2 separate regions of the Homo sapiens genome follow, and region 1 is linked to region 2. Evidence: read pairs that join two places in POLR2A ChIA-PET (ENCODE). Cell type or tissue: MCF 10A. All regions are shown on one strand. Each heading gives the region's core, and the rest is flanking DNA. Links, peaks and the distances in the headings are about the cores only. Region 1 overlaps FAM120C (family with sequence similarity 120 member C). Region 2 has its middle 42 kb from the start of HUWE1.

Region 1 (9,617 bases), core at 5,382-7,881, 450 kb after region 2:
GCATAGTGTTTTTTATATTTCGGTAACTACTTCCGAGGTATTTGTAGAATTCGGCATTTCAATGACATCATGCTTCATTTTCAGTACCATGGCACAGTAATTCTGAATCTCCATTGTAGCTCTTCTTTCATACTCTGAACACTGAGAAAGGCTAATTGAACAATATTAGTTCATTTTCATCAAATATGTCAGAGAACCTTTTCTGGAATTCAACAGACAACTCCACAACTGTGGGAATGTAATTCAGGCCATCACTTTCAATTCTTGGAAACCAATTTCAGCAAAGGAAAGTCAGCCAGTTTATCTCTTGCCAAATGAGTTTCCCAAAGGCATAATTTTGCTAGGAACAAGCAAGTACAACCATACATTTGTGAAGGTATTTCTGAACAATGCTGTTTTTATTCATAGTGTCTAGATGAGTTGTAAAATCAACCAAACAAGCCAAATATTTTATTTCAATCTCTGCGGGTGTGGTGAATGCCCTTTGGATGCCAAATCATTTTTTTCAGCATCTTGAGTATCATGTTCAACTAAGCCAATCAACCTCCATGTCATAGGGCAGATTTCCATAACATGCACCTAATAATTCACCAAGCAAAGTATTCAATTGTGGTGCAAACCACAATGTTAATTACTAGTTTCTGATCTGACTGATTCATTTTGAAGCTTTTAGCAGAAATAGCTTTAAGTTTAGGTCCCTGGAAAGTGTTTCTGCTTCAAATTGTTTCTTGGGTCCAACAGTTCTTAACACTATTGCAGAAGCACAATCTGTAGCCATACTTACTAATTTTGAACAATTGTTATTAAAAATCTCAAGACTTTTCTCATCACACAAAATCCAGGTATTTCCAGATGTACCTGTGATGAGTCCAAGAGTCAGGTTACATCAAATTCTTAACACATAAATCATACCTAAGTGCAGTGGCTCTCGAACTTCAGCATGTATCAGAATCAGCTGGAGGGCTTGTTGAAATGGATCCATAAGCTCCCCCACCTTTCCCGCCAGTTTCTGATTCTGTAGGTCCGATGGGGTAGGGGACTGAGAATGTGTATTTCCAACATGTTTCCAGATGGTACAATGCTGTTGGTCTAGGACCATACTTTGAGAACCACTGGCTACGTATACAGCTAAATGTATAGCTATGTGGATGGAGTTTTTAATCTGTTGTAACCAGCTGCTATGTAAATCTCCAAAAATAATTTAACTTTTTGACTAAATCTGGCCCAAGAATGTTTAGCCATCGATGTTTGACATCCTGAACAAAAGTATTTCCTACCTTTGCAAATGCTTGTTTATAACATAATTTCTGTTGTACTCAACAAACACTTTTATAAAACTACTGCTTAAAAAAGCTTTCAACCCCTGGCAGTTTTTTCATTTAATACATAATTGCCTTTTGTGGCATCACTTATTTTATCTGTATCTAGAAATATAGCCTGTTGAAATTCCAAGTACATTTTTAAGTTCTTTTCATTTCAGCATTCATCATTTTTGTATAATGATATTTCTTTTTTTTGAGACGGAGTTTCGCTCTTATTGCCCAGGCTGGAGTGCAATGGTGCAATCTCGGCTCACCACAACCTCTGCCTCCCAGGTTCAAGTGATTCTCCTGCCTCAGCCTCTCGAGTAGCTGGGATTACAGGCATGCGCCACCACGCCCGGCTAATTTTGTACTTTTAGTAGAGACAGGGTTTCTCCATGTTGGTCAGCCTGGTCTCGAACTTCCGACCTCAGGTGATCCGCCTGCCTCGGCCTCCCAAAGTGCTGGGATTACAGGCGTGAGCCACCGCGCCCGGCTGTATACTGATATTTCTTACAATGGTTTACTTTTAAATGGTATCTTAAATCGTAGTCTTTCAACAGACACATTTTATTTAGACGTATATGAAAATTCATCAATTCCACAAAGAAATAGGCTCTCTCCTGTTCAAATACGTGAACTTCTTCCATAAAAAAGATTTTTTTCACTTTGCACAGATGTAGGAGAAATATTTCATATTCATCAAAAATATTATTTAAAAAGAACAAGCACAACAATCAATGGTGTTTCAGTTATCTATTTCTGTGTAACAAAGTAGCCCCCAAACTTAGTGGCTTAAAACAACATTTATTATCTCATAGTATCTGTAGGCATGGCTTAGCTGGGTCCTCTGGCTCAAGGTCTCCTACAGGCTTCAATCAAGGTGCCAGCCAGGGCTGCAGTCATCTCAAGGCTTGCCTGGGGAAGGATCCGCTTCCAAGCTCACTCACGTACGTGGCTGTTGGCAGCAATTCAGTTCCTTGCAGGCTGTAGTTGGACTGAGGGCCTCAGTTCCTCACTGAGTGTTGGTTGGAGGCTTCCCTCAGTTTCTTTTCCTGTGGGCCTCTCCATAGGGCAGCTCACAACATGGCAGCTTGCTTCATCAGAGTGATCAAGCAAGAAGAGCCAGAGAGAAAGAGAGAGAGAGTGCAAACAAGATGGAAGTCACAGTTTTTTATAACCTAATCTTGGAAGTGACATCCCATCACTTTTGTTGTAGTCTGCTCATCAGAAGCAAGTCACTAGGTCCAGCCCACAAACGGGGGGGACAGGAGGAGATTACAAAAGGGTGTGAATACCAGGAGGTGGGACTCATTGGGAGCCACTGTAGAAGATGTCTACCATGAATGACAAGTGGCACTTCATCATTGTGGCAGGGAGACACCATGGAGCTGTAGAGACCAATAAATGAAGACCATGTGGTTCACCAAAAGGGGTCAACCAGTATTGCCAGAGGATCTGATATTTCAGGAGTGGTTGGAAAGAGACTTTTTTGCAACATTTCTCAATTTTTAAAAGTTGGCAACAAATTCGAACTTGTTAAAAAAGAAGTGTATTCATATAATGCAAGTTAAATGACAGCAGGAAATGATAATCATTCAATTCATTCAACTAGATGATGCCTTAATATTCAGTCCAAGTGCATTATTTGATTTCAGATCCTGGTGAACACTACTGATCAATGAAAATAAACGAAGTTCTTTCAAAAAGAAAAGGAAAAAAATGTGTGGGCCAATGCAAAAATACATGCATGGGCCACATAAGGCCTACGGGCTGCCAGTTTGCCATCTTTGCCATAACCTTTGTAATTTCCTCATGTGATACAGATGAACGGGCAAGGGTTTTGCTTCTGGTATGCAAATCCTGGTTTCTGCCACTTCTACTGGTTATGTCCCTGGGCCTAATGACAAGGGCCGGAGAAATGATCCTGGGGACTTATACCATAAGTATTTTCTTACTTGTCTCCTCTACTAGATAGACTATGAGCTCCTGGAAGGGTAGGGTACCATGCTTTGTACCCCTGACTTCAACACTCCTTATCTCACTTCCCTACTTCATTTTCTCCACAGCATTTCCTATGTCACAAAACATATTTTGCCTATTTATCTTGTTTGTTATTTTCTCCATTAGAATACAAGTTTCATGAGGTCAGAAATCTGTTTTATTCACTGCTGTATCCTCACAATCTTGAACTTTGCCTGGCACACAGGAGTCCAATACATTGGCTGAATAAATTAATTCCGTTGTTCATAGTACTTAGCACAGTGTCTGGCACAGAACAGGTGCTCAAAAATATTAACTGAACTGAAAAGCATTGTCCTGATAAGAAAAATGGGGTAAAATTAGGCTAGATAATGGTGGGCAGATCATGAAGGCATGCCATGGCATGCCATGCTAAGCTTAAAGCATGAGAGTGAGGTGATCAATGTCCAACCTACTAGGTGCACAAGATATTTTATACTTTTTTTTTTTAATATATACAGGGTCTTAACTCCGTCGCCCAGGCTGCAGTGCATTGGTGCGATCTCAGCTCACTGCAACCTCAACCTCTCAGGCTCAAGCAATCCTCCTGCCTCAGCCTCCCAAGTAGCTGGGACTACAGGTGCGCACCACCATGCCCCGCTACAAGATATTTTAGTCAATATAATAGTAGCTGGCATTTATATGGCATTTACTACATGCCATATGATGTTCCAAGCATATTACTTAAATCATTTAACACTCACAACAAAATTTGTGATGTAGGTATTATTGTTAAACTGAGGCACAGAGCAAGTAACTTGCCTAAGCTTACATAATGAGTACTTAGAAGAATAGGGATCTAAACCCAGGCAGTCTGGCTCCAAGGCCTGTGTTGTCAGCCATTATGCTACACAAACTAAATATAGGAAAAAATGTTCTAGAAAAAGTTATTAAAATATAACTATAAAAACGCAATTATACTGTTTTGAGATATGTTAAAGATGAAGGATTTTGGTGTCAAATATCTTTAGGTCCAAATCTTGGTCCAACCATGTTCTAGCAGTGTATCCTTGGGCCAGTAACTACACTGAGCCTGTTTTTTTGTTTTTTGGTTTTTGGCTATAAAAAGTAGAGATTTAGGCCAGGCGTGGTGGCTCACGCCTGTAATCCCAGCGCTTTGGGTGGCTGATGCAGGCAGATCACCTGAGGTCAGGAGTTCGAAACCAGTCTGGCCAACACGGTGAAACCCCGTCTCTACTAAAAATACAAAAATTAGCTGGGTGTAGTGGCACGCACCTGCAGTCCCAGCTACTTGGGAGGCTGAGGCAGGAGAATTGCTTGAACCCAGGAGGTGGAGGTTGTAATGAGGCAAGATCATGCCACTGTACTCCAATCTGGGCCACAGAGCAAGACTCTGTCTCAAAAAAAAAAAAAAAAAAAGAGATTTAATCTGTCATAGGAGTAGAGGAAAAAATAGAGATTAATACCTCTCCTGTTGGGTGGTTGTGAGGATTAAATGAATATTGGTGAGGTACCTCGCCCATGTGGTAGCTATTATTACTACCATCAAAGGGGAATATATTCTATAAGTGCATTGCTAAGTAGCTACAAAACTTCTGAGTAAAAGGAGTTTGGCAATTCAGTTTGCAATCTGAGTTTATTTAGATGGAATTAACATATAACATTGTATAGCACTGATTCTAAATTCTTCATCTGACCTGTAAAGCCCTCTGTAGTGATTCAGTCAGTAAAGGCAAATCAACCAATCTCTCTCACGGCAAACATTATTTTATATATGTCAAGTCCTAGAGCAAATCTCCGCCCTCTTAGAACTCATTTAAAAGAGAATTATGCGATATGAAAATACTATGAAAGAGAAAAAAATATGAGAGAGGTAAGAACAGAGTACTCTGGTAGTAAAGGGAAGGCTTCATCTACCACAGCTGACAGAGGCTGGCTAGGAAAGATTCTATAGGATAACTTTTGAGCAGGAATAAGGGGGAATTTGCTATGCAAAGGTCAAGATAAACATAAGAAAAATACTATGAGAGAGGACACGGTATGTCTAGGAAACTAAGAAAATATAGAATGGTTGGAACAGGGGTGGCCAGAGGTGAGCACCAGGTAAGTCTGGAGAGAGTTTGGGATCAGATTGTGAAGGGCGCTGTCTGCCATGCTGAGAAGTTTGGACTCGGTAGGGTGGGCAAATACACCTTTGGGCATATAACAGAGTCAGCTTCTGTTTTCAGAATCGTGTCTCTGGCAGCAATATGGCAGATGGAGTCCGGAGAGTGTTATGGTAAAGGAACAAGTTGACACTGTCTTCCTGGTTCAGGTAAGAAATTTTGGCAGCCTGAACTAAAGCAATGGGGGTGGAAACAGACAGAAGTAGCTGGACTCAGGAGACATTTCTGACGTAGAACTCAAAGGATCCGATGACCAAGTAAATGTGGGAAGTGACAGGAGAGTGAAGAATTGAGGACTCCACAGCTTCTGGCTTGAAACTGATGAAAGACACCATTCATAGAAAAAGAGAGTACCAGAAGTGAAACAAGTTTTGGGGAAACATAATGAGTTCCATTTTGGGTATTTTTTAGTTTAAGTGACCTAAAAGACATCAAGTAGTAGAGAGCTGAAAAGATGTGTTGAAAGCTCATGAGAGAGGTCGAGGGTAGAGACAGAGCAATAGGAATCATCAGAATTTAATTAATACTTAAAGCCACAATAATGGATGAGATTGCTCAGGAAACAAAAGCAGAAGAATATGACTAGGACAGAAGCCTTGAGGGCACCAACATTTAAAGAAGCAGGCAGAAGAGGAATAAGGAAAAGAGAAGAAAGAACTAGAGGGTTACAAGGAGAATCAGAAGTGAGCTGAATTATGAAATCCAAGGAAGATAGTTCAAGAATAGGATGGCTTGATATTAATGATCTTAAAGAGGACCAAGAAAGGCTAAGAATGGAAATGCATGTGGCAGCTTCAGAGTGGTGACATCAGATATAAAGTAGCACTAGGCTAGGGAATGGGAATTAATACAATCTGCTTCTTTAAGAATAATGGTGAATAGGGAAGAAAGGAGATAAAGATAATGGCTCGAAGGAATTAGAAAATAAAGGGGAAGTTTTTGTTTTTCAAAGATTATTTGTGCATGCTGTAAGTGAAAGAAACCAGAGAGGCAGAGACTGAAACTGTAGAAAGGACAGGGATTACTACTTTTGAATTCCTATAACATCACTGTATGACTCACTTACTTGGCACTTAGCTTACACATTTGCCTTGTACTGGCAGTATTGTACATTTAGCAATGCTGGCACAAACTAAGTGCTCAAAAAATCTACTTATGATTGTCTTCTATGCATATTGTCTAGCCAATAACAGTGTACGATCATACACAAGAATGTATAAAATGAAGGAAACAGGATGGTGGGATTGTGTAAACTTTGAGCAATATAAACCTAGAACAATAATTTTTATCCACCACTTACTAGTACTTAGAACAAAGAAAAATTATTTTACCTCTTGGTTACCTCAGTTACTCAACTGTAAAATGGGGAGAATACCATGCACCTTGCAAGCTCTTGAGGATTAAATGAGATATTTTAAAAGCTTTTAATATACAACTTGTTGCCTAAGAAGTAATTATTATTTTGATTATTTTCCAACGACTAGAGCATCTAGAAAAGTCAATGACTTTTCAGAATGTCTATGACTAATGGTAAGTAAACAATCAGGAGGCATAGCAGCCATTGCTTTATCGTATTCTAGAGAACCAAAGCACAAAATGGTATCTGTTCTCAAAGTCTGGTTATTCATATGCCACCAACATGATTTCTGCCATATCCACGTACTGCAACTTAATAGCTTTCTTTAAATCAACTCATTTTATGTAATCATAATCATTCTAAAAAAGTATAGCTGTGAAATGGTGAGTCTGATGTGCTGATCATTTTTTTCTAATTACACAGTAACCATTAAAACAAAGCATTCATTCCCTTAATCACCCTAAATTATCTCCTGAATCACAATCTAAAACTGCTTTAGGTTGCTTTATTTCTGAGACCCTTAGGAAGCAATCAGGCAAGCAATTTGTGGGTTTACTTAATTTTCCTTCTACTGATTATCATTTACAAAGCTTTGCAGAGCATATAAATGAAACCAACCAAATCAAAAAATTCATCCCAGCAATACACACTGGATCTTTTCATGGGAAGTCCGAAGTTGTCTAAAGCTAAACAGACAACCCAGCAATTTATCTATTATTTAATCCTTCCACCTCTACTTTCTGTATCACAAATGAAAATGAGACTGGGAATAAAGGCCCATCTTGTGGTCTAGCCTGAAGAACAAAACCAAAGAGGGGAGAGATACAGTAGTGGGTTTTGTTCTGAGGCACTGACATTCAGTCAAAAGAAATAGTAGGCATGCAGATCATCCAAGTGAAAAATTCCCACCTTCAAGACAGTAGAACACTCCTCTGAAAAGGGAAACCACAATCGGTTATTAATCAATACTTTCAAGTCTGTGCTACAATCCAGGGAGTTCTTTATCACTCCAGTAACAACAAAAAAGTCACTGACCAGAACCGAGAGAGAACTTCACTCATTAGTAACATCGACAGACACTTTAGATATGCAATTTTGGAGCTGGTCTTAAATCCATTATATTAAGAGCCACACTACACTCTTAAAAAGTCACTTCTACAATCCATTCTCTTAGGATCATTGACCTATTCACTATGGAAAAAAACAATGTACCCTGCACCCAAAGTACACAGGACATTATGGAGAATACAAAAAGATCAGAGTTTGTTTATAATCTAGCACAGGGAATAAGATTTATACATTCCCCAAGAGTGCTTCTAAGGACTAAAGAGGACTGCTGGGAATTTTTCCCCAACATTTTATTATGAAAAACTTCAAACACATGGCAAAGTTGAGATAATTTTACAGTGAACATCTGAATACCCGTGACTGAGATTCTACTATTTTTACTATACCTGATTTATCACATATCCATCTATTCAATCCATCTTTTTTATTAACTGCTGGGATTTTAAAAATGAGACTGTGTAGTGAAGTATGACAAAAATATACTAAGGGCTGCTTCTCTAAAGATTTTGACTGATGGGGTATATAAACAAAAAAAACTTTGGAAACCACAAACCCATACTCAAGTGTTCAACTCTCCTGCCAACCTCCAATCAAAATCTATTCAGAGCTCATAACTGGCTATTCGGGTCTCCACACCCTTGTCCGCTATCTGAACTATCTACAGCCCTCTTCATGGCTTAGCACCATCGGTGAAGCCTTCCCCAACTTTCACTCCCTTACTCAAAATTAACCATGCCCCCTATAGGGGCCACATTTTTCATCACTTGCAATTAGCCCACAGTATCTGCAATTTATTATCTCTTTCACTAAACCTTGTCCTCCTTGAGGACGGGATCCCCTTATTTACCTCTCAGTCCTCAGCAAGCAGCTAGTACTTAGCCTACAGCAAGCACTCAAATAAAAAAGTAAGTGAATGACCTGAACACGTCTTTACCCAGGAGCCAAGGAAGAGTTTAGCTGAGTGGGGAAATGATCTAATCACAGTGGCACTTTAGAAAGATTCATTTTAGAGCAGCACTGTTGTTTAGAGTATGAGCTTTGGAGGAAGACCACATAGGCACAAATCTCAGCCCTGCCACTTATCTCTGGGTGACTTTGGGCAAGTTTCTAAGCCCGTGCCTCAGTTTCCTCATTTGGAAAACAGGGATAATACTGCTTTCATAGGTTATTGCGAGGATGATGAGGTAATTTTTTTTAAAAGAAGTGCACAGATCGACACCTAAAACATAGTAAATATTCCATCAATGTGGTCACTATTGCCAGCAACCAGGTTAATAACAACGAGGTTAAAAAGTCCTTAAAAGCCTGGGTGGTAGCAGTGAAAACAAAGTGGAAAGAATGGCCATGAATAAAGAATCTACCTTAAAATGTTCAGTCAGAAGAGCAAGCAAATGTGTGCCTTTTTTTTTTTTTTTAACCTTGTATGAGATAGCTCACGTTTGGATTAGTTTAAATTAAAACAACTATAATCTAGGCACTCTAGGCACAGATTTGATGCTGAGAACGAGTCTAGCATGACTGGACTCTAGCCACAAGCTCTATAACCACTGCAAGCTTCTCTGTTTAGGTCTTTTAGTCTCTGAGCTAAAATTTCTTTCCTCCTCATTACTCCAGCCGACACCACTTCTTAAGTGATTCCCACAATCCCCTGTTCTGTCTAACTGTAAGGACAACCCCCAAGAACCTTGGTTGGGGAAATAGGTTTGCGGTTTCTTTCTACCCAACCCTGTACTACTTTTCTTT
Region 2 (9,617 bases), core at 2,302-4,801:
CTCCCACCTAGGCCTCCTAAAGTGCTGGGATGACAGGAGTGAGCCACTGTGCCTGGCAAAAACGGATTGTTAGAAAGAACTTGGCACGTCTTCTTCTCTCTCTTCCCTCATCTTTCACTATGTGATGCCTGCTCCTCTTTGCCATCTGCCATAAGTGGAAGCTTCCCAAGGCCTTCACCAGAAGCAGATGCTGATACCGTGCTTCTTGTGTAGCCAGCAGAACCATGAACCAGGTAAACCTTTTTAAAAATAAATTACCCAACTTCAGGTATTACTTTATAGCAACACAAATGGACTAAGACAGAAAACTGGTACCAAGAGTGGAATGTTGCTGTAAAGATACCTGAAGATGTAGAAGCAGCTTTGGAGTCAGGAAATAAGCAGAAGTTGGAAAAATTTGAAGGCTTCAGAAGACAGGAAGTCCACGGAATGTTTGGAATTATTAGGGACTGGTCAAGTGGTTGTAACCAAAATACTAGTAGAAATATGGACAGGAGAGGTCAAGCTGACGAAGTCTCAGATGGAAATGAGGAAGTTATTGGGAACTGGAGCAAAGGTCACACTTGTTATGCCTGAGCAAAGAACTTGAGTGCATTATGTCCATGCCCAGGGGCTTTGTGGAAGACCAAACTTAAGAGCAATGACCAGCCGGGCACGGTGGCTCGCACCTGTAATCCCAGCACTTTGGGAGGCCAAGGCGGGCGGATCACAAGGTCAGGAGATCAAGACCATCCTGGCTAACACGGTGAAACCCCGTCTCTACTAAAAATACAAAAAGTTAGCCGGGCGTGGTGGCATGCGCCTGTAGTCCCAGCTACTCGGGAGGCTGAGGCAGGAGAATCACTAGATCCTGGGAGGCAGAGGTTGCAGCGAGCCGAGATCATGCCACTGCACTCCAGCCTGGGCGACAGAGTGAGACTCCGTCTTGGAAAAAAAAAAAGAGCAATGACCTTGGGCTTATGGCAGAAGAAATTTCTAAGCAGCAAAGCATTCAAAAAGCAATGCAGCTGTTTCTAAAAGCAGATGATCATATATGGAAGTAAAAGAATGACTGGCCGGGCTCCTTGGCTCGTGCTTGTAATCCCAGCACTTTGGGAAGCTGAGGCAGGTGGATCACCTGAGGTCAGGAGTTTGAGACCAGCCTGCTAACATGGTGAAACCTTGTCTCTACTAAAAATACAAAAATTAGCTGGGCATGGTGGTGGGCACCTGTAATCTCAGCTACTTGGGAAGCTCAGGCAGAAGAATCACTTGAACCCAGGAGGCAGAGGTTGCAGTGAGCTGAGACAGCACCATTGCACTCCAGGTTGGGTGACAAGAGCTAAACTCCATCTCAAAAAAAAAAAGAAAGAATGACCTAAAGTTGGAACTTATAATTAAAAGGGAAACAGAGCATAAAAGTTTGGAAAATTGCAGCCTGGCCATGTGGTAGAGAAGGAAAAAGCATCTTCATAAGGGAAATCCAAGGGTGCTGGAGAACAACCACTTGCTAGATAGAGGATAAAAGGGAGCCAGGTGCTAATAGTCAAGACAATGGGATAAAGGTCTCCAAGCCATTTCAGAAGACTTCCAGTCCACCCCTCCCATCACAGGCCCAGAGGGCTAGGGAGACAGAATGGTTTTGGAGGCTAAGCTGGGGCACCACTGCCCTGTGCCACTTTCAAACGTTGCTCCCTGCATCTGTGCTGCTGAGACTCCAGCTGCAGCTCAAACAGCCCCAGGAGCGACTCCCACCACTCCAGAGAATGCAAGCCATGAACCTTGGTGGCTTCTATGTGGCGTTAAGTCCACAGGTGCGCAGAATGCAAGAGCCACGGAGGCTTGGCAGCTTCCCCCTGGATTTCAGAGGTTGTATGGAAAAGCCTGGGTGTCCAGGCAGAAGCCTGCCACAGGGGCAGAGCCCCCACAGAGAGACTCTACTAAGCCAGTGCTGAGGGGAAATGTGGGGTTGGAGCCACCACAAAGTGTCCCCACCAGGGCACTGCCTAGTAGGGCTGTGGGAATGGGGCTGCTGCCCTCCAGACCCCAGAATAGCAGAGCCACTGGCAGCGTGCAATCTCAGCCTGGAAAACTCACAGCCATTCAACTTCAACCCCTGAGAGCAGTCACATGGGCTGTGCTCAGCAAAGCCATAGAGGTCGCACTGCCCAAGGCTTTGAGGGCCCACCCTTTGCATCTGTGTGCCCTGAATGTGGGACATGGAATCAAGGATTATTTTGGAGCTTTAAGATGTAATGTCTGTTCTGCTGGGTCTCAGACTTGTGTGGGGCCTGTTGCTCCTTTCCTGTGGCTGATTTCTCCCTTTTGGAATGGGAATATTTACCCAATGCCTGTACCACCATTGTATTTTAGGAGTAAATAACTTGTTTTTGATCTTACCTGGTAGGAACTTGCCTTGAGTCTCAGGTGAGACTTTGCACTTTGGACTTTTGGGTTGGTGCTCAGGCCTGTAATCCCAGCAGTTTGGGAGGCCGAGGAAAATGGATTGCTCAAGTCCAGGAGTTCAAAACCAGCCTGGGCAACATGGAGAAACCCCATCTCTACTAAAAATACAAAAAACATTTAGCTGGGTGTGGTGGTGCACACCTGTAGTCCCAGCTACTTGGGCTGAGGTGAGAGAATCACCTGGGCCCGGGAGATTGAGGCTGCAGTGAGCCAAGATTACACCCCTGCACTCCAGCTTGGGCAACCAGAGTGAGACCCTGTGTCAAAAAACAACAACAACAAAAAACAACCTTTGGTGACTATTAGGAAGGAATTATTGTATTTTGCAATGTGAGAACGACATGAGATTTGGGTAGCCAGGGGCGGAATGATATATTCGGATATGTTAAAATTTGATACCTAATATTGAGGTTGAGGCCTGGTGGGAGGTGTTTGGATCCTGGGATGGCTCTTTATGAGCCATCCTCATGGTCAGGAGTCAGTTCTCGCTGTATTAGTTCCTATGAGTACTGATTGTTAACAAAGAGCCTGGCACTTCCTTCTTTCTCTCTTCCCTCCTCTCTTATCATGTGATGCTGCCCCCTCTTTGCCTTCCTCCATGATTGGGAGCTTCCTGGAAGCTTCCTGAAGCCCTCACTGGAAGCAGGTGCTGGCGCCATAGTTTTTGTTTTGTTTTGTTTTTTTGTTTTTTTGTTTGACAGGGTCTCGCTCTGTCACCCATGCTGGAGTGCAGTGGCATGGTCATAGATCACAACAGCCTCAAACCCTTGGGCTCAAAGGATCTTCCTACCTCAGCCTCCCAAGTAGTTAGGACTACAAGGCACGTGCCACCACACCTGGTTAAATTTTTTGTTTGTTTGTTTGTAGTGACAGCCTTTTGCTATGTTGCCAGGGCTGGTCTTGAACTCCTGGGCTCAAGCAATCCTCCTGCCTCCCAAAGTGCTGGGATTACAGGCATGAGCCACCACGCCCAGCTGAGTGCGCCATGCTTGTTGTACAGCCTGTAGAACCATGAGTCAAATAATCCTCTTTTCTTTATAAATTACCCAGCCTCAGGCATTCCTTTATAGCAACACAGACTAGAACATCCCACTTATCTGCAGTTTCACTTTCTGCAGTTTCAGTTATCTGAGATCAACTGAAGTCCAAAAATATTAAATGGAAAATTCCAGAAATAAACAACTCATATGTTTTAAATTTTGTGCCATTCTGAGTAGCATGATGAAATCTTACGCTGTTCTGTTTTGTCCTGCCTTTGGCTGTGAATCATCCCCTTGTCCAGCATATCCATGCTGTCTATGCTACCTCCCCACCCCATTAGTCATTTAGTAGCTAGCTTGGTTATCAGATGGAAAAAACATAGTATACATATGGTTCAGTACTATTCCTAGTTTAAGGTGTCCACTGGGGGTCTTAGAACATATTACCTGTGAATAAGGTGGGACTACTGTATTCCGGATTCAAGTTCTTTATCAAATATATAATTTGCAAATATTCATTCCCACTCTGTATGTCCTTTCATTCTTTTAACAGTGTCTTTCAAACAGTAGAATTCTTTATTTGATGAAGTGAGAATTTTTGACTCATTGTTTTAGTTAGAATGCCTAACAGAAAACATAACTCAATAAGAAAACAATAATTAACTATAAGAAAATTTTATTAGCCAGGCGCGGTGGCTCACGCCTATAATCCCAACACTTTGGGAGGCTGAGGTGGGTGGATCACCTGAGTGGGAGTTCGAGACCAGCCTGACCAACATGGAGAAACCCTGTCTCTACTAAAAATACAAAATTAGCTAGGCATGGTGGTGGCACATGCCTGTAATCCCAGCTACTCAAGGGGCTGAGACAGGAGAATTGCTTGAGCCTGGGAGGCAGAGGTTGCAGTGAGGCGGGATTGTGCCATTATACTCCAGCCTGGGCAACAAGAGTGAAACTCTGCCTCAAAAAAAAAAAAAAAAGGAAAGAAAAAGAAAATTTTATTATCTCCAACTTATTATAATACAGGTTGAGTATCCTTTATCTGAAGTCCTTGGGGCCAGAAGTGTTTTGGATTTCAGATTTTATAATATTTGCATTATACTTTCCAGCTGAGCATCCCTAATTTAAACATCCAAAAATTTGAAATGCTCCAGTGAGCATTTCCTTTGAGTGCCAAATCAGTGCTCAAAAAGTTTCAGATTTTGGAGCATTTCAGGTTTTGAATTTTTGGATTAGGAATACTCTACCTGTAATAAATTCTGAAGTAGGATGACTCCACTGTTGGTTAATTTAGCTTCTCAGCAATATTATCAAGGACCCAGATTCTTTTTTTCAATCTTTCTGCTCTGCCATCCTCAGGCTCCTGGTACTCTTCAGGCTAGTCACCTCATAGTTGCAAGGTGGCTGCTGAAGTTCCTTGCATCACATCCAGACATGCAGTAGAGAAAGGAAGAATCTAGACCATCTTTTCTATCTGTCTTTCATTAAGAGTGAGGAAACCTTTCTTAGAGGAAGCCCAGAAGACCTTTACTCACATCTCATTGACCAGCACTGGGTCACATAACCATCTACAAACTAGACTAGCATAAACCCCTTATATCAGGGGTTGCCAAACTACTGCTAGTGGGCCAAATCCAGCCTGCTGCCTGTTTTTGTACAGCCTATGGTATAACAGTGGTTTTTATATTTTTAGGTGGTTAAAAGAATTAAATGAAGGATAATATTTTGTGACGTGTGAAAATTATGTGAAACTCAAGTTTCAGTGTCCAGAGAAAGGAAGGGGAACCTGCATGTGCAGATCACATGGCAAGATAGAAATAAAGAAAGAAAGAAAGACAGGAGTAGGCGTCAGGCTTTTCTCTTTCTTTCTTTCTTTTTCTTTCTTTGTCTTTCTTTCCCTCCCTTCCTTCCTTCCTTCCTTCCTTCCTTCCTTCCTTCCTTCCTTCCTTCCTTCCTTTCCTTCCTTCCTTTCTTTCTCTCTCTCTCTCTCTCTTTCTTTCTTTCTTTCTTTCTTTTCAGATGGAGTCTTGCTCAATTGCCCAAGCTGGAGTGCAGTGGCATGATCTCAGCTCACTGCAACCTCTGCCTCCTAGATTCAAGCAATTCTCCTGCCTCAGCCTCCCGAGGAGCTAGGATTACAGGCGTGCACCACCATGCCTGGCTAATTTTTGTAACTTTTAGTAGAGATGGGGTTTCTCCATGTTGGCCAGGCTGGTCTTGACCTCAGGGTGAGCCCCCCAACCTCACCTCCCAAAGTGCTGGGATTACAGGCATGAGTCACTGTGCCCAGCCAGTGTCAGGCTCTTTTCAACAAGCAGTTCTTATGGAAACTAAGAGTGACAACTCCGTCACTCCTGCAAGAATGGCACCAAGCCATTCATGAAGGGTCCACCCCGAGGATCTAAACAACTCATACCAGGTCCCACCTTCAACAATGGGGATCATAGACCAGACGCAGTGGCCCACGCCTGTAATCCCAGCGTTTTGGGAGGCCGAGGCAGGTGGCTCACCTGAGGTCAGGAGTTTGATACCAGCCTGACCAACATGGTGAAACCCTGTCTCTACTAAAAATACGAAAATTAGCTGGGCCTTGTGGCTTGGGCCTGTAATCCCAGCTACTCAGGAGACTGAGGCAGCAGAATCTCTTTAACCTGGGAGGCGGAGGCAACTTCTGTAGACAGCCAAAGACAGAAAATCAGACAGTCATGTGCCAGCGTAATGTTGTTTTGGTGAAGAATAGGCCACATATACTATGGTGGTCCCCTAAAATTATAATGGAGCTAAAAAATTCCTATCACCTAGTGACGTCTTGATGATCCTGACCCTGTGTTGGTCTAGGCTAATGTGTGTGTTTGTGTCTTTGTTTTTAACAAAACAGTTTAGAAAGTAAAAAAATTAAAAATATAAAAAAACTTATAGAATAAGAATATAGAGAAAATATTTTTGTATAGCTATACAATGTATTTGTGTATGCTGTAATAATTTTGTAATCACCACTATTGAGGTGAGCTCAAGTATTGCAAGTATCTGCTTAAAATGCCATGTGACACTAATCATCTCCATGTGAGTAATTCATATCTCCAGTAAAAAGTGATCCCTCATAGTTCTTGCATATTTTTCGTAATATTTACTGCAATACTGTAAACCTTGAGTAACAGTATGGAACCCATATGGGGTGCCACTAATGATGCTGGAACTGTCCCCAGGAAGCAGAGAAAAGTCATGACATTACAAGAAGAAGTTGAACTGCTTGATGTGTTCTGTAGATTGAGGACTTCAGCTGCTATTGCCTGTCATTTCAAATAAATCCAGTGTAAGGATAATTGTAAAAAAAGAGAGAGAGAGAAAAGTAAAAACCAACAGCTGTGAAAACCTTGTACCTTCTGTGAAATACCCTTTTATCTTCTATTGAAAATGCAGCTTTTTTTTTTTTTTTTGAGATGGACTCTCACTTTGTCGCCCAGGCTAGAGTGCAGTGGCGCCATCTCGGCTCACTGCAAGCTCCGCCTCCCGGGTTCACACCATTCTCCTGCCTCAGCCTCCCCAGTAGCTGGGACTACAGGCGCCCGCCACCATGCCTGGCTAATTTTTTGTATTTTTAGTAGAGACGGGGTTTCACTGTGTTAGCCAGGATGATCTCGATCTCCTGACCTCATGATCCTCCTGCCTCGGCCTGCCCAAGTGCTGTGATTACAGGCGTGAGCCACTGTGCCCGGCCCCGAAAATGCAGCTTTTATGTGGGTGCAGGATTCCTGTAAGAAAGTGATATGTATAGATTCTAATATGATGTGAGAAAAAGTGAAGTCATTATATGGCAACATAAGCAAAAGGAAGGTGGAAGATCTAAGCTGAACAATTCATTGCCAGCAAAGGATGAAACCATAATTTTGGAAAGAGTTTTGTTGTTGTTGTTGTTGTTTGAGACGGAGTCTTGCTCTTGTCGCCCAGGGTGGAGTGCAGTGGCGCGATCTCGGCTCACTGCAACCTCTGCCTCCCAGGTTCAAGCGATTCTCCTGCCTCAGCCTCCCGAGTAGATGGGATTACAGGTACCCGCAACCACACCTGGCTAATTTCTGTATTTTTAGTAGAGACGGGGTTTCGCCATGTTGGCCAGGGTCGTCTCAAACTCTTGACCTCGTGATCTGCCCGCCTCGGCCTCCCAAAGTGTTGGGATTACAGGCATGAGCCACCGCAGCTGGCAAGAGTTTTGGTTTTAAAAATATTAAGATAACAGGAGAAGCAGATTCTGCTGACCAAGAGGCAGCAGACGAGTTCCCAGATGCCATTTAGAAAATCATTGAGGAGGCCAGGCGTGGTGGCTCACGCCTGTAATCCCAGCACTTTGGGAGGCCAAGGCAGACAAATCACCTGAGGTCGGGAGTTCGAGACCAGCCTGACCAACATGGTGAAACCCCGCCTCTGCTAAAAATACAAAAGTTAGCAGGGTGTGGTGGCATGCACCTGTAACCCAGCTACTCGGGAGGCTGAAGCAAGAGAATCGCTTGAACCTGGGAGGCAGAGGTTGCAGTGAGCCGAGATTGCACCACTGCACTCTGGCCTGGGTGACAGAGTGAGGCTCCATCTCAAAAAAAAAAAAAAAAAAAAAAAAAAAAAAGAAACGAAGAAAGAAAGAAAATCATTGAGGAGAAAGCATATCTGCCTGAACAGGCTTTTAATGAAGGTGAAAGTGCCCTATTCTAAAGAAAAAAAAAAAGCCACAAATCGCATATCACATCTACTAGTAAGGAAGAGAAGTGAGTACCAGGATTTTTAAGGCAGGAAGGGATAGGCTAACTCTCCTGTTTTGTGTAAATGTAGTTGAGTTTATGATCAGAACTGCCCTTATCTTTTTTTTTTTTTTTTTTTTTTGAGACGGAGTTTAGCTCTTGTTGCCCAGGCTGGAGTGCAATGGTGTGATCTCGGCTCACTGCAACCTCCGCCTCCCGGGTTCAAGTGATTCTCCTGCCTCAGCCTCCCGAGTAGCTGGGATTACAGGCATGCACCACTATGCCTGGCTAATTTTTTGTATTTTTAGTAGAGACGGAGTTTCTCCGTGTTGGTCAGGCTGGTCTTGAGCTCCCGACCTCAGGTGATCCATCCGCCTCGGCCTCCCAAAGTGTTGGGATTACAGGCGTGAGCCACTACGCCGGGCCTGCCCTTATCTATTAATATAAAGCTACTAATCCCTGAGCCTTGAAAGGAAAAGATAAACACCAGCTACCAATCTTTTGTTTGCACAACAAGAAGGTCTGAGCAATGAGAACCCTTTTTCTGAATTGGTTCCATCGAAACTTTGTCCCTGAGGTCAGGAAGTACCATGCCAATCAGGGATTGCCTTTTAAAGTTCTTTTGATATTGGACAATGCCCCTGGTGTCCCAGCACTCCATGAGTTCATCAACAAAGGCACTGGAGTGGTCTACTTGCCCTCAAACACAGCATCTCTAATTCAGCCTCTAGATCAGGGGATCATAAGGACCTTTAAGACTATTACATGCAGTACCCTATGGAAAGGATTGCTCTATGGAAGAGAACCCAGATAGAACATCATGAAAGTCTGGAAGGATTACACCATTGAAGATGCCATCGTTGTTATAGAAAAAGCTATGAAAGCCATCAAACCTGAAATAATAAATTCCTGCTGGAAAAAAACTGTCTAGATGTTGTGCAAGAGTTAACAGGGTTTATGACAGAGCCAATCAAGGAAATCATGAAAAAGATTGTCAATACAGCAAAAAGGTGGGGGGTGAATAGTTTCAAGATATGGATCTTGGAAAAATTCAAGAGCTAATAGACACCACACCAAAGGAAATAACAGAAGACATCTTGATGGGGATGAGTGCTTCTGAACCAGTACCAGACGATGAGGAAGAAGACGTAGAAGCAGTGCCAGAAAACTGACATTAGACAATCTGGCAGAAGGTTTCCGATTATTCAAGAATACTTTTGACTTCTTTTATGACATGGACCCTTCTATGACATGGGCACTGAAACTAAAGCAAATGGTGGAAGAAAGACTGGTATTGAATAGAAACATTTTTAGAGAAATGAAAAAGCAAAACAGTCAGACAGAAATTATGATGCATTTCTGTAAAGTTACAGAATGTACTTGCCTCTCCTGCCTCCCCTTCCACCTCCTCCAACTCTTCAGCCTTTGTCACGCATGAGACAACAAGACCAACCCCCCTCTTCTT

What was found. Peaks named below come from ENCODE experiments on the same cell type or tissue, not always from the same donor. Only the 100,000 strongest peaks of a DNase experiment are listed, where the experiment ranks them.
Region 1: POLR2A ChIA-PET joins it to region 2 with 5 read pairs; 1 of 35 experiments calls an interaction of 5 or more read pairs at or near these places.

The regions. Positions count from the first base shown.
Region 1 is chrX:54,171,749-54,181,365 of GRCh38, forward strand. The region is part of intron 1 of FAM120C (family with sequence similarity 120 member C); the gene reads right to left. Among named protein-coding and RNA genes, the nearest start is that of FAM120C, 6.7 kb to the right of the region's middle. In MCF 10A, for the core only: no CTCF peak of the experiment used is centred there; a DNase peak (open chromatin) is centred at 6,533.
Region 2 is chrX:53,723,449-53,733,065 of GRCh38, forward strand. No RefSeq gene overlaps it. Among named protein-coding and RNA genes, the nearest start is that of HUWE1, 42 kb to the left of the region's middle. RefSeq lists an enhancer at 9,597-9,617. In MCF 10A, for the core only: no CTCF peak of the experiment used is centred there; a DNase peak (open chromatin) is centred at 3,723.